Regions from separate parts of the Homo sapiens genome. Here region 1 is linked to region 2. A link is a contact called in ENCODE Hi-C data. All regions are on one chromosome and are shown on one strand. Each heading gives the region's core, a stretch centred on a gene start or an enhancer-like site at or near the end of the contact. The rest is flanking DNA. Distances are from core to core; before and after follow the strand shown. Region 1 overlaps LINC00299 (long intergenic non-protein coding RNA 299). Region 2 overlaps LOC100506274 (a long non-coding RNA gene).

Region 1 (6,867 bases), core at 4,224-6,723, 630 kb after region 2:
GTAATCTTCAAGCATTAATAACACAAATCAAAGAAAGACTGAGAAACTGGAAAAAATGACTCAGGAAGAAAGAGACTAGCTATGCATGGCAACTAAACTTAGCACATGATTCTGAACCAGTTCCTTTGGACACTGTTGAGATGGTTAATAAAATGCAAATAGGGTCTGAGGACTAGCTGTGTGAGAATGTTGACTTCTTCATTTTGATAGCTGTATTATGATTTTGGAGAAAATTCTCTTGTTTCTAGAAAATTCACACTGAAGTGTCCAGGTATGATGGGACATTAGGTTAGCTACTTACTCTTAAATGACTCAGGAGAAAAAGAAATTGTACTGTACTGGCAAGTTTTCAGTAAGTTTGAGACTCTTTCACAAGAAACATTATTTTTAAGAAATACAGCTACAAATCTAACATCACTTGAACATTTTCAGTTCCATATGTCAGATCTACTTCAACAAACTAACAAAACTTTTACAAGTTCAAATATCAACTACACAAAGAATATTCCTATACTTATCACTATAATATTAATACTACTAGAATTTTCTTTACCATCTCTAGACTTAGTTCTGCATCTTTTTGGATTAAGATGTTTACTCACTAAGAAAACAATTACACCGTGCCACATAAACTGAGGCCACCATCCAAAGCTAAGCGGGGTTCCCTTCTTTGGGGGCTCCTATTCTAGCCAGGATGTGGGATTTGAATTTGCACACACCTATAATAGTATATCTCACAAAAGACACATTGACCCCTTCTGACACCGTTATGGTAACAGAGACCCCAAATCTACTCCCTACAAATGAGAAAGCCCAAATTATCTAGATTCAAGTCACACATGACCTCATTCTGCACAAATCTGCACGTGTTCATGCACACATTCACACACACACGTGCGTGAATCCACACTCTTTTCACCGGCCCTTTAGATCCTCTGACCTGTCTACTGCCCCATTCCTCCCTGACACCTTATAGACATTCAAGGACATTCAAATTCCATTAGAATTGACTCTGCAGCTCTTCTATGTGTATGTCTTTTATGTTTTTTAGATCGTGACTTCTAAAACCAGATTAATAACCCTCTTCAAAGAAATGGTATGTGACAGAAAGGATATGATACGGACAGAGGTATGAGAAAGGTCAAAATTCCTACAGCATCCAAAAGGATATACAACTTTTGACCTATGACCTATATACATTGCAAAAGCTGTCAGTGTAGTCAAGTTTTGAGAAATGCAAGGGCAATTTAATAGCAATCATTTCCCTTTGCCAAAGAACCCAGAGGCTACAAGGATGGAAATTAAAAGTAATTGTGAGATTACCATTTTTGGAGATAATGATATGTGCATAATAAATGAATAGGCTGCATTTCCATATATTAAGGCATTTGGACACATTAACTGATTCTGCTAATGACATATTTGGGACAGGCAAGTGAAAATATACCTACCGTTCTTCCAAAACTTGACAAATATATTTACCATTTTAAATGAAGACATGCAGTTAATATATCACTATCACACCCTCTCTGTTCTCTTCAAAACTCTCTGCCAGGAGTGTTTGCTAGTGCACTTTCCAGTTCAATGGACCTGAATCCATGTGCTGACAGAAGCCAGTGGTCACCTTTCAGCAACAGGGTACCTGTTTACAGGATTAACAATGTGTTTGCTTCCAATTTCAGGAAAAGGAAGGCTGGCAAGTAATTTGTTTGGCAGGTGGGATTAGTCTGGTTTTACAGTTGTGCCTTTCCTTAATCAAATGAGGAAGTCAAGGCTCCTGAGTCTCTCTGGCGGCTTCAGGCTGTTATCTGTGGGCACTCAAGGAGAGGGAGGTCTCCAGGCAGGACATGGCACCTGTGCAGGTGTTTCGATGTGTTATTGTTAGACATATGCACAGTTGGCATTTAAAGCAAACTAAAAAATTCTTAAAGTTTCTTCTGAGCAACACCATTTGTTGTGTTTTTAAAAAGAAAATAAGCCTTGTCCTCCTTCCTTATCAAGATATTTTAATGCAAGAGATAATCTCTCTGAGATGATTTCCTACTTTAAAAATATGTATCATATTTATTTGTAAAAATAATTTGAGTTTATTTAAGTATATTTGAATGTTCACACTGCAAGAAAATAACTGTTGCAGGATTGTAACATCTTCTCCCTCAGGCTCCCACATTTCGGGTCTGTATTCCCCTCAGTTAGAAAGAGCTGCCATCACTAAGTCAAGGCTTCATTTCATTTTTATATGCTCTTTAAGACTTAAGGCCAGGCACGGTGGCTCACGCCTGTAAACCCAGCACTTTGGGAGGCTGAGGCGGTGGATTACTTGAGGTCTGGAGTTCAAGACCAGCCTGGCCAACATGGCAAAACCCCATCTCTAATAAAATACAAGAAAATTTAGCCAGGCATGGTGGTGCACACCTGTAATCCCAGCTACTCAGGAGGCTGAGCTGGGAGAATCACTTGAACCCAGGAGGCAGAGGTTGCAATGAGCCGAGATCAGGCCACTGCACTCCAGCCTGAGCCACAGAACGAGACTCCATCTCAAAAAAAAAAAAAAAAAAAAAAAAAAAAAAAGATTTGACTAGATTATTTTTAGGTTGCTATTCTAAAATAACCAACTAATAACAATTCAGGGAGACAATGCACAAGGTTCCGTGGGAAGCATGCTGGCTTCTGTCAGACAGAACTGAGTCAGAATTCTTTCTTTTTCATTTAATGTTTAATCCAAGAATAAAGATGGTATACATACAGGCATACAATGTGATGATCTGATGTAGGTATATATAATGTATTGATTACCATAATCAATGACACATCCATCACCATCCATACTGGCTATTAGATCCCCAGACCTTGTTCATCATGTGACTGAACGTTTGTACCCTTTGATCAACATCTCTCCATTTCTACCACTACTCAGCCCCTGGAAACCATGATTGCATTCTTCACTTCTGTGTTTGATTATTTTTGATACCTCATGCAAGTATAATCATACATTATTTGTCCTTTTGTAACTGGCTTATGTTACTTTAGTATAAAGTCCTCAAGGTTTATCTAAGTTGTTGCAGATGGCAGGATTTCCTTCCTTTTATAAGGCTGCATAATATTCTATTGTATATGTATACCACAATTTCTTTATCCATTCATTCATTCATGAACATGTCAGTTGTTGCCATGTCTAGGTTATTTTGAATAACGCTGCAATAAACATGGAAGTACAGATATCTCTTCTAGCTACTGATTCTTGTGCTTCCTTTGGATATAGACCCAAAAGTGGGATTGATGGGTCATATGGAAATTTAATTTTTGTGGAGTCTTCATACTGTTTTAATTAGTATCTGTACCAATTTGCATTCCCATCAACAGAGTACAAGCAGTTCCTTTTCTCCATATCCTTGCCAATGCTTATTATCTTCTGTCTTTTCAATAATAGCATCTTAGGAGGTAGGAGATGGTATCTCGCTATGGTTTTGACATGCATTTGCCTGACGATTAGTGATGTTGATCACCTTTCCATGTATCTGTTGGCTACTTGTACATTTTCTTTGGAGAAATATCTATTCAGGTTTTTGACCACTTTTTCATTGGATTGTTTGGGCCTTTGCTATGGAGTTGTATGTGTTCCTTGTATATTTTGGATACTAACCCCATATCGGATCTATAGCTTGCAAATATTTTCTCCCATTCCATAGAGTTGTCTTTTAATTTTGTTGATTGTTTCATTTGTCATGCAGCAGTATTTAGTTTTATTTAGTCCCATTTGTTTATTGTTGCTTTTGTTGCTTGTGTTTTTGGTATCATTTCCAAAAAGTCATTGGCAAAACCAATGTCAAAGAGTCTTTTCCCAAAATGTTTTGTCTAAGAGTTTTATAATTTCAGGTAGTTTTGGCAACATATTTATTAAAGAGACTATCATTTCCTCATTGTGGATTCTTGGCGCCTTGTCAAAAATTATTGATCGTATGTGTGTGGGTTTATTTCTGGGCTCTCTATTCTGTTCTATTGGTGTGTCTGCCTGTTTTTTATGCCAGCCATACTGTTTTTATTAGTATGGCTTTGTAGTATACTTTAAAATCAGGCAGTGTGATGCCTCCATCTTTGCTCTTTCTCAAGGTTATTTTGGCCGTTCAGAATCTTTTGTGGTTTGATACAAATTTTGGATCTTTTTTTGTATTTCTATGAAGAATGAACTTGGAAATTTGATAGAGATGGCATTGAGTCTATAGAATAATTTGGATAGTGTGGGTGTTTTAACAATATTAATTAATTATTATTGTTAATGTTGACCTCTTAAAATGATTTTGAAAGTATTCCTTTCTCTTCAGTTTTTTAGAATTATAATGAATCATGAATGATCAATTGGTTTCTCAGTTGTCTCTACTGGGGTTCTTTCAAATGAGTCATATTTGTATAATAGCCATATACTATTTTACAGGTAAGAAGGGATCAAGTGTTTTTATTAACTTCACAGAAATACTCCTCATGTATCTGGCTCTCACATTTGTATTCATTTTCTATGCTACATAATGAATCGCCACAAAATGGTGGATTAAAACAGCACATTTATTATCTTACTTTTTCTGTGGGTTAAGAGTCTTGGCATAGCTTAGCTATTTCCTCTGCTTAGCATCTCACAAGGCAGCAATCAAGGTGCGGTCTGGGCTACACTTCCATCAGAGGTTGGATGGGGGAAGAACTGCTTCTAACTTCCCTCAGATTTCCCTCAGATTGTTGAAAGAATTCATCTCTTTGCATTTGCAGAACTGACATTCCCAATTTCTTGTTGGCTGTTGGCTAAGGCAGCTCTCAACTCTACAGGTGTCTTATGGTTCCTTGTTGCATTGCCCTCCCATAAACTCTCTTGCAATATGGCAGATTCCTTCCTCAAGCCTCCAAGGGAGAGAAGTCTTATGTGTGCTATAAAGATGGGGTGTGTGTGTGTATGTTTGTGTGTGTATTTGTGTGTTGTAATATCCCATCACTGTTACCATATAAAATAGCCTGATCACAGGAAAAGATTAAATGGCAAGACCATAGGGCCACCCTACTAAGATCTGTCTGCCACAACATTTAAACCATTTATCTGAAACTCTTTTGGTAAGAAGCATCAGAAAATATTTACACAAGATGTAAATTAGAAAAAATATCACTGTTGGAGTATTGTCATGCAGGCCCTCCTGTGCTTCTTTGGGGAAGATTTGGGCAATAGAAAACCAACAACTCCCCTAGCAAAGGGCTAGACTTTCTGATAGAGAAGTCTAAATACAGACAACAAGTATTTCTTCTTTCAGTCCCAAGTGTAATGGCCTTTTCCCCTACTGCCAATTCAATGAAACAGTGCTAAAATTAGCCATTTGTTTTTGTTATTGTTATTCTTGTTACACTCCTTTGGCACTTAATACAATGTGTCCAACATAAACTTTGTCGTGTGCTTATGTCTTGCCTCCAGAGAGGAAGTGCTCTTTCTCTCCTCTGATCCAGTTGTGCAAAATCGGTTCCTCTTTCAGAGCTGTTATCATTTCCTGCCTTTTTTAAAGCTCTTTGTACATCTGCCTTGTCATTCCTATTGGTCTGAGATTTATTGGAAGTGAATGAAGAATGTTTTATTCCTCTCTAGCATCCTATAACAGCTAGCACAGAGCCTGGCATGTAGTAGACTCTCAGTTAATGTCACTGATTGGATGAATAAATAAATGAATGATTAGATTTTACTAAGGAAATTAAAACCTCTCTTGAGGGTATGCCTGAATTTTTGTATCATTTTACATGTTCCACATGTTTAACATATTTAGATCAAAGAAACCAATAAGAATCAACATCAACTCAATGACTGAAAAAGATGTCACATATTCAATTAGTTATTCAGGTCCCTAAGCTAATGTATGTAAATACAAAGATTAACTCTAAATCCAAAGTAAGCAGTTAATAAACAGATATTGACACACAGTCTACAGGTACACAATGAATGAAATCCCTCTTCTTTTCAGAAACACTCTAGATTAAAAAAAAAAAAAACACTGATCCAGAAAGACAACACCTGTGTCAACATCAGGGACTCCTCCCACCCGTGCACATCCCTCAGTCAATTCAAAAGAAGCGGAGCGTCCAGAGGCTAGAACATGTGCCAAACACCTCTGAATGTGCTGGTGCAGCCATCACTATAGAAAGTGCAGAAGTCAAAGACACCTGTACAATGACTGAAATCTCATTTACTGACCTAGGTATTTTAAAAATTCTATTTACCTGACCCTTTAATAAAAACACCTTTTTATTGCTTAAACATAATACTAAAATATGAGTAAATAACCTTGGCCTTTAAGAGGTGGATAAAAAAAGAGTTGGGAGGGACATATGAAGTCTGCCTTTTTTTTTCCTTTTTTTTCTTCTTTCTCTTCCTCCTTGTCTTCCTCCTTCAATCCAGAACAAAGTAGGCAAGTGAACACCAAGAAATGTAAAGCATACAGGTCTACCCGAGGTACAGAGGTATGGTTCAATGGAAAAAGCTCTGGACTAAGAACTAGAAGCCCCCGGCCGTAATCCTGATTCAACTCTGGACCCTAAATCACTTCCAATTATCAGCCTTAGTTTTCTCATCCATAAAAAGAAGCTGTTGGAGTAGGTGATTTCGCAAGTTCTTAGAAAGGTGTGATGCATTTGGAAAGAATTCTAAAGAGTCCTTACAATCAAAGTAAAGATTTGGAGGGTTGAAATATGTAGTTTCAGAATCAATAATAATAAGTTGTTTTTTACTGTGGAAAACCTCACCACTCTTTTCCAGATGGCTTTTTCATTAAACACCCTCAATATTATTTTTCACTGTGTTCTTGAGACTGCTTTCTAGTTTCAGTTCACACATATTTATGCCCTCTA
Region 2 (6,677 bases), core at 1,730-4,229:
CTTCTATTTTACAGCCCCAAGTCATTGTAAGTACTCCCATCCCTGCCTGGAAAGACAGGGACGGACGTAGCTCTTTCTCTAGCTCCCTGTAGCTCTTTCTCTAGCCAGCAAATTTTTTGTTTAAAACCTAACTCCAAAGTTCCTTCATCTGTGCATTCTTCCACATAGCTCCTCCCAACTTTGCGCATCCTGCATTCTAATGATTTCTTTGTATTTCTACTTTCCCTTTAGGTCACAAAAACACCATGGGAAACGATGATGTCTTTTCCTTTTTGTTATCTTGATAAAGCTTCATACATGGTAAGGAAGAGAAGGTATAAATGGCATTTTTGTAAGACATATAATATTTTCCTCTAATTTGGAATTTATTAATTAAAATTTAACAGAATGATAAAATGGAAATTTCAGTTGAGGAACTAATAAATCAACAGATGTCTTACTCCACAACGAGGTGCAAGATCTTGAGGCTGGATTTAGAAAGAGGAAGAGAAGACCAATTGCACAGCTCATCACCCCTCACCCATCTGATGATATGAAAGGTTTGAAGGAAGCCAGAGCTGGAGCAAGATTTTCCTCAGATGAGTTTTGATGAACTACAAAGAATGAAGATGCTCTCCCTTGTCATCCCCAGTCAAAGAAAAGGCACTTTAAAGAAATCACTCACGAGCCAGATATTGTGGTTGTATTTTGGTGGACACAGTGAAGTCACGTCTGGCTCGCTCCGCAAATACTGGGAGGGTGAGAAGTGGGAGGCAGCCGTGGGACCGCTGAGTGGAGGAGGCTGACCTTTGAGGAAGCACGTGGGATTTTTCCCCGCGGAACAGACGTGAGCCATGAACACGGGAGCAAAAGTGTGCTAGAGTAACTCCCGTCAAAGAGAGACCCTTACTAGGGCAAGAAGACCTTGATCAAAGCATACCCAGATGCCGAGGTTCTGAGGAAGGAAATAAGTGACCACCAGGCATGGTGCTCTGATTATTAAGCTAGTTTCTCAGCTCCAAACTCAACCTTCACTGCTTAGCCTTGTCACGGTGGGAAGGCTGGGAGAGGCCAAACCACCTTTCCCCTTTGCCAGGGCTCCCTGATCAGTTCTGCCTATGTGCTACTAAGGGAAACAGTAAGGCTGGAGGAGGGAAAGGGGACACCACCCTTCTCTTTGCGCACTGCTTATGCCAGCAGCATCCGAGCAATACCGCTTGCCCTGTAGTGCTTCTTGAGTCGGATTTCAGTTCAGTGTCTGGGTTTTTTAACATTTCTATAACCATTCTCCCTCCTCAATAGCACTCCCACATCAGAAGCTGAGTCCCAGCTCCCTGACTTCTCCAGATCCTAGAACTATCAGCACCAGCAGCAGCACACATTCCATTCCTGTGGGGCTTGGCTCTGTGAGGCTCCTCTCAGCTCCCAGATTCTCCCAACACAACTTCTTTCCTTTGTTCCCCCAGACTTCGAGCAGGTCATTTCTTGCTATGCCTGTCTAACCCCTTCCCTAAATTCAATTCTCTCTGTTAAGATAACCAGTATGTTTCTGCTTTCCAGTCTGGATTCTGATTGATACACAAAAGCTGCATTCCCACATCAAGGGAACTCCGAGTGTTCACCCTCCGTGGTAAGGGGAGACTGGGAGACCCCACAAAAGCATCCCAAGAGAGGAAGAGTCCCTTTACACACCTGCTGCCCCGTGTGTGGATGCCCACTGAGCACGGAAGTTGTCAAGTAAGAACTCTCAACTCCCTAGTGTTCCAAATCCCAGTTCTGGTGGAGTCAGGTATTACAGTCATAGCAGAGCAGAGGACCTTAGCAGCCCTAGGCAGAGAGGGGCTGAAGAAGCCAACCAAGGCTTCAGGTGTGGTTGGAGAAAGAAGTCTCAGCTTCAATCAAGTTTTCAAGTTGGATTAATACATGGGAATGAACTGTTACTTATCTGCTATATTGTTTTTGTGATATCAAGTAACCTGATTTTTTACATGTCCAAAAAAACAACAACAAAAAAGTATTGAAGCCTACCTTAAATTTCATCTAGGGACAAAAGGAGGAACTAGCCCACCAAGCAGGTTTAAAGGGAGTGTCGGACACAAAAATGACATGCCCCATATTGCAGTCTAGAAGGAACAACACGGTGAATTGTCTACTGCAGGTAAGCCAGGGGTGTTACAGGCGTCCTGAAAGGATACAGCGCAGGGTGCTGCAGCCAGGCAGTAAACAGTTGTATTTCTCTTTTCTCCACTGTCCTAAAGAGACTGCCCTGGGTGGCCCCTGCCTCGATTAGGTCACCAGATAGTTGCATTTGCCCTCCTCTGCCAACTCCCTAAGGTCAGGGTGGTGGCGTGCGGATTCCTAGCAGACTGCACAAGGTCTGAGGAAGGCTGGGTGGTGGACACACAGTTGATTAGTGATAGGAACCATGGTGGAGGCTTGTCAAAAGTCAACAGAAAGACAGACCAGCAGGGGTTGCCTGATTCTACGTGGAGCCCTGAGGCTGGGACTCAGCAAGAGCGGCAGGAGGGGACTGAGCGTGCTTTTAAGGACTGTTCAGAGAGCAAGGGGACCCAAAGGGAGAAGGAAGTGCACACCCTGACACAGAGAGTGAGGTGGAGACCCCAGCCGTGTCACAGAGCAGCGTGGGCTGGAGACTAAGCGCGGGGTGCAAGGGCTTCATGCGCCCTAGGGAGGAGGTCACTGTGGGCAAGAGGTGGAGTGGGGTGTATGGAACAGCCAGGCACTCGCAATGAGTCCATCTCTCAGTTCACCCCGGTCAGCCCTAGACTTCTGGGCTAGCCCAGCCGCTCCTTGCGTCCTGGGATGGGCTGCAGGCCTGCGAGTGGCAGGCGCAGCCCGGCTGCAGGAGCGCGGCTGGGGCTGGCCGCTCTCGCTGCCCTCTCTCCGGAACTGTTTTTTTCTGTCCTGGTCTCTGAAAGCCTTATTGATTGCTCAAAGTGAACTTCTCAGCCCACGGTTTCCTCACCCCCGGGGCAGCTTGCATTTCCTCTGCCGCGGCCTCTGTCGCCTCCCCTCCCGCGCGCCTCGGCCTTTTACATTTCAAATGCTCGACAGCTGGGCCAACTTCTGCTTCCGCCCAAAGAAGGGCTCTTTGCCGCTCACAATGGCCGGCCAGTGGCGCGGGGGCTCTTTTCTCTCCAGCTGTGAGAGAGGCTTTTTCAAAGGCCGGGGGGAAGCTGCCGTCCAGCTGCGCGCCTGGCCGCGGGGGCCCTGCATGCTAATCAGCGGCGCGCAGAGCCGGGCTCCGTGGGGCCGCGCAGATGCGCCCTCTCCGCCCGCAGAGCCTTCCGGGCAGGTGAGGCCAGGCCGGCCGGGCGTCACCGCAGGTGTGCACTCCGCGCGCGCACTCAGCTCGCTTTGGTGTTTCTCCAGGCCCTCAGGGCCCACCACTCCTAGTCCCAGCCCACAGGTCTGCCCGAGTCTCCGCCCAGGAATGTGGTCCTGACGCAGGGTGCTGGAACCAGGCTTCTGTATGCACTAGAGAAATGCCCTTGGCTCTATGACGGTGACCACAGAACCTGGACACACTGGGTGGGGGCGGGGGCCGGGGGTGGTGGTGGAGTCCTGATCCTGGCCACAGCCAGATGATTTTTGGAATAACCCGGCTTCAACTTGTTCATCACAGTTTATTCCCAGTTGAGTGCTTTTGTTCACCCTGGTCTTTATTTTGGGAGAATCTTCTGCTTTGTACCATGAGCGTCACTGCCTGTGGAAACCCTCTCCATCTGTGAAGTCCTCTTTCATATGGCCTGGCCGTCCATCCCCGCAGGCATTCCAAACGTCTTCTCTTTGGAGCACCGTGTTATTTCACCGTGGTATTTTGCTTGTCTTTAATAAGAATACCAAAGATACATAGTAATTGAGGCTTCACTAAGTTCCAGGTGCTAAAACCTGTCACATGCATTAATCTCATCGGGGTTGGTACAGTCCCTCAACACTGGAATTGTACAATCGTCATTTTATATGCTGGGGACCAGGGCACAGAGGCTGAGTGCTGGCAGGGCCATGGCTACCATGGCTAGATGCCCCGCAGCCCCCCGCCCCCACCCCCACACTGCCTTGTGTAGGTGTCCTCTCTATGTGTCTGATGGCTTTCCTGGGACTGGAATCTCCTTTAGGACTGGACTCTAGCATCTTTCCTCTTGGTGATCCGTAAAGGGCCCGCCTTGCAGACACAAGGGATAAAGGAGATGGAAAAGTGGCATCCGGAAATATCCTGAGCACCCACACTGCCACCTGCAGTAGGATCATCCCTGTCACACATGTGACTTCACCCACGCGGCCACCCACAAGGAGAGTTCTTAACTTCACCATTTTTTTAAATGATAAACATTAGATTTTGGGTGTACTGGACAGTAGAAAACAAAAATGTATATAACAGCTCCCGTTACTTATTATGGCTACTTGTATTGATGTGGCTCATGGGCTGCTCTCAGAGTGGATTTCTTCAAGGCGTGATGGACATGAGCTCCAGCTTCCCTCTCTCCTCTCTCCTCCAGTGTGATGCCTTCACCGGTTGGGAGTCATAGTGAACTTCCTTCTTTTCAACATTGCTTTAATGCTTATGATACTTATTTACAAACCACAACTCAGTGAGACAATTACTGTTAGCCATAATTCAGAAGTGAAGAAATCTAGATAAAAGAGTTAAAATGCCTGTTAAAATCAGAGAAGGACATAAACTCATTCTTGTACACTGGAAGTCTCAAACTCTTAATTCTTCCTTGGCCTAGAGATGAGTTTTTTTGGACCACATGATGTCTTCTTGTATAAATTTGAATTTATTAAAAGGTACTTAAAAAGTAGAATATTTTACGTTTTAAATATCCAGATTTCTAGTCTGTCTAGACAAATATCAGATGACCTGGCCACACTGGGCCTTCATTTTCACATGGCAACAGTCGGTACTGATTTTCCTCTGAGCACCATGTATGAAGGTGGCATCTCCCGTGTGCCCATCTCCACCCTCAGTCTGTTTCCCTGATTCACAGCATCTGTCTGGCTCCTGAAGGCATTGACTTTGCCTGGTTATGCTTCAAAAGCGCCACCTCTGTCCGTGGAATAGTCTCTCATAGAAAAACAGCTCTCTCTGTGATCAGAAGGTCTTATTGCCATCAGAATCTGTGGTCTATATCTCTTGAGCTCTGCATTTTGACATAGATTTCAAAGATTAGGAAGGTTATCACAGAGACCTAAGTATGGTTAGACATCAGAAACTCCATTAATTATTAGTTGCATCACCATTTCCATTCATGCAGAAAAATAACTTGATAAAATTTATCTCTTTTTTTGTGGTAAAAACAATCCTCAAGAATGGTCCTAGCCATTGCAATATGAAAAGAAAAAAAAAGAAAGAAATGAAAACTTTAAACATTTAAGTAATAGATAAAATTGCTATTATATGCAAATAACATATTTTAATAGAAAATTCAAAAGAATCCCCAAACCATTAACACTAATGCCTACTATATTCAATTCATTTATTCAACAAACATTTATTGAATGCAGTGGCTATTCCAGTTGCAGTAGGTGAGAAGTGCAGACAGTTATGCTTAGATGGGGCTAGTCTTTTATTTGTTTAAAAATAAATTTGTAATGTGTCTTATGATGACATGAATGCTCTGGAAAATAATTTAAAAAATAAATTTATTCACATATATTTTTTGAAATAGATGGTGATCAGAGAAGGGCTCATAACAATGAGATGACATCTGAGCAGTGCCTTGAAAGAAGTGAGGGAATTAGTGAATAGCTGAGTGGAGTGGGGGGTCATTCTATACTGGAGAACGATAAGTATGAATGGTTCAAGGTGAGGTTGGAGAAGTGATACAGGTTCAGATGACTTAAGCCCTTGTAGCTCCTTGAAGGATTTGAGATGGGGGCCATTCATGGTCTTCACACTCATTGCTGAATGAAGTACAAGATTGAAAACTGAGCAGGCTCTTTTTTACCACCTCAGCTTAGGAGTGTGCAGTGGATGTGGGGGTGTGTTGCTCATCACTCCCCCTGAGGTCTGAGGTATTTATTATCCCTGTTGTTGAAGTGTCGGGTGGCTCCCCGGGACATCCCTCCCCATAAATTTCTCAGATAAAGAAAGCCATCTAGCACAAGGAAATGTCCTCTCCCTAGAAGCTGCCCACTTCTAATGATGGCTGACATGGGAGGAAAAAGACACAGCTCATGCCTCCATCTGGAACAATTCTGAGATGCGATTTCACCTCCAGGGCCCTTGCGGGATCAGCTAAGGCTCTGCTGGAAATGAATCACAGTTCAGTTCAAGTCTTCCCTCTGCCCAGATCTCCACCTCTAACTCCCATACAGGTGAATTCCTGAAGGGCTGGCCCAATAACCTCCCATACCAAATCTGTGACTCGATTTCCCAGGGAACCAAAGACAAGTGGTACATTCTTATTTTTTTTCAACAAGAAGTAGTCACATTCTCCCATGTTGGTGAAAGTGCGATGAGAAATGCAGTCTGTGTGCCTGGAAGAGAAACCCCATTGGCGAGCATTTACAATGTCCGTCATATGTCCCTTTAGATATCTACAAAGATACTAAGTAAGCAAGTTGATGTATGAACCCAGACTTCAGGAAGTATGTCCAGACTGGAGATAGTAATCCTGGGTGGTATTTAAAGACATGGAACCAGGTGGTATTACCTAAATGCAGGTGGAGAA

What was found. Hi-C counts contacts between places; a loop is a spot of excess contacts on that map. Pooled maps may share reads with other maps.
Region 1: a pooled map shows a loop between it and region 2 (2.3-fold over the local background). The contact joins two enhancer-like sites. A Hi-C loop is called at or near these places in 2 of 37 single-sample maps with no recorded cell type and 9 of 50 pooled maps.

Annotation. Positions count from the first base shown.
Region 1 is chr2:8,053,383-8,060,249 of GRCh38, forward strand. All of the region lies in intron 8 of LINC00299 (long intergenic non-protein coding RNA 299), which reads right to left. Among named protein-coding and RNA genes, the nearest start is that of LINC00298, 80 kb to the left of the region's middle. Within about 2 kb of position 5,474, at least 2 of the 41 ENCODE cell types and tissues checked have a DNase peak (open chromatin) inside an H3K27ac peak, as active enhancers do.
Region 2 is chr2:7,428,157-7,434,833 of GRCh38, forward strand. It overlaps LOC100506274 (a long non-coding RNA gene), which reads left to right. Exons shown (of 6, transcript NR_038432.1): 3 at 232-300; 4 at 2,024-2,137. Among named protein-coding and RNA genes, the nearest start is that of LINC01871, 290 kb to the right of the region's middle. RefSeq lists enhancers at 1,930-2,663, 2,664-3,397. Within about 2 kb of position 2,980, at least 11 of the 41 ENCODE cell types and tissues checked have a DNase peak (open chromatin) inside an H3K27ac peak, as active enhancers do.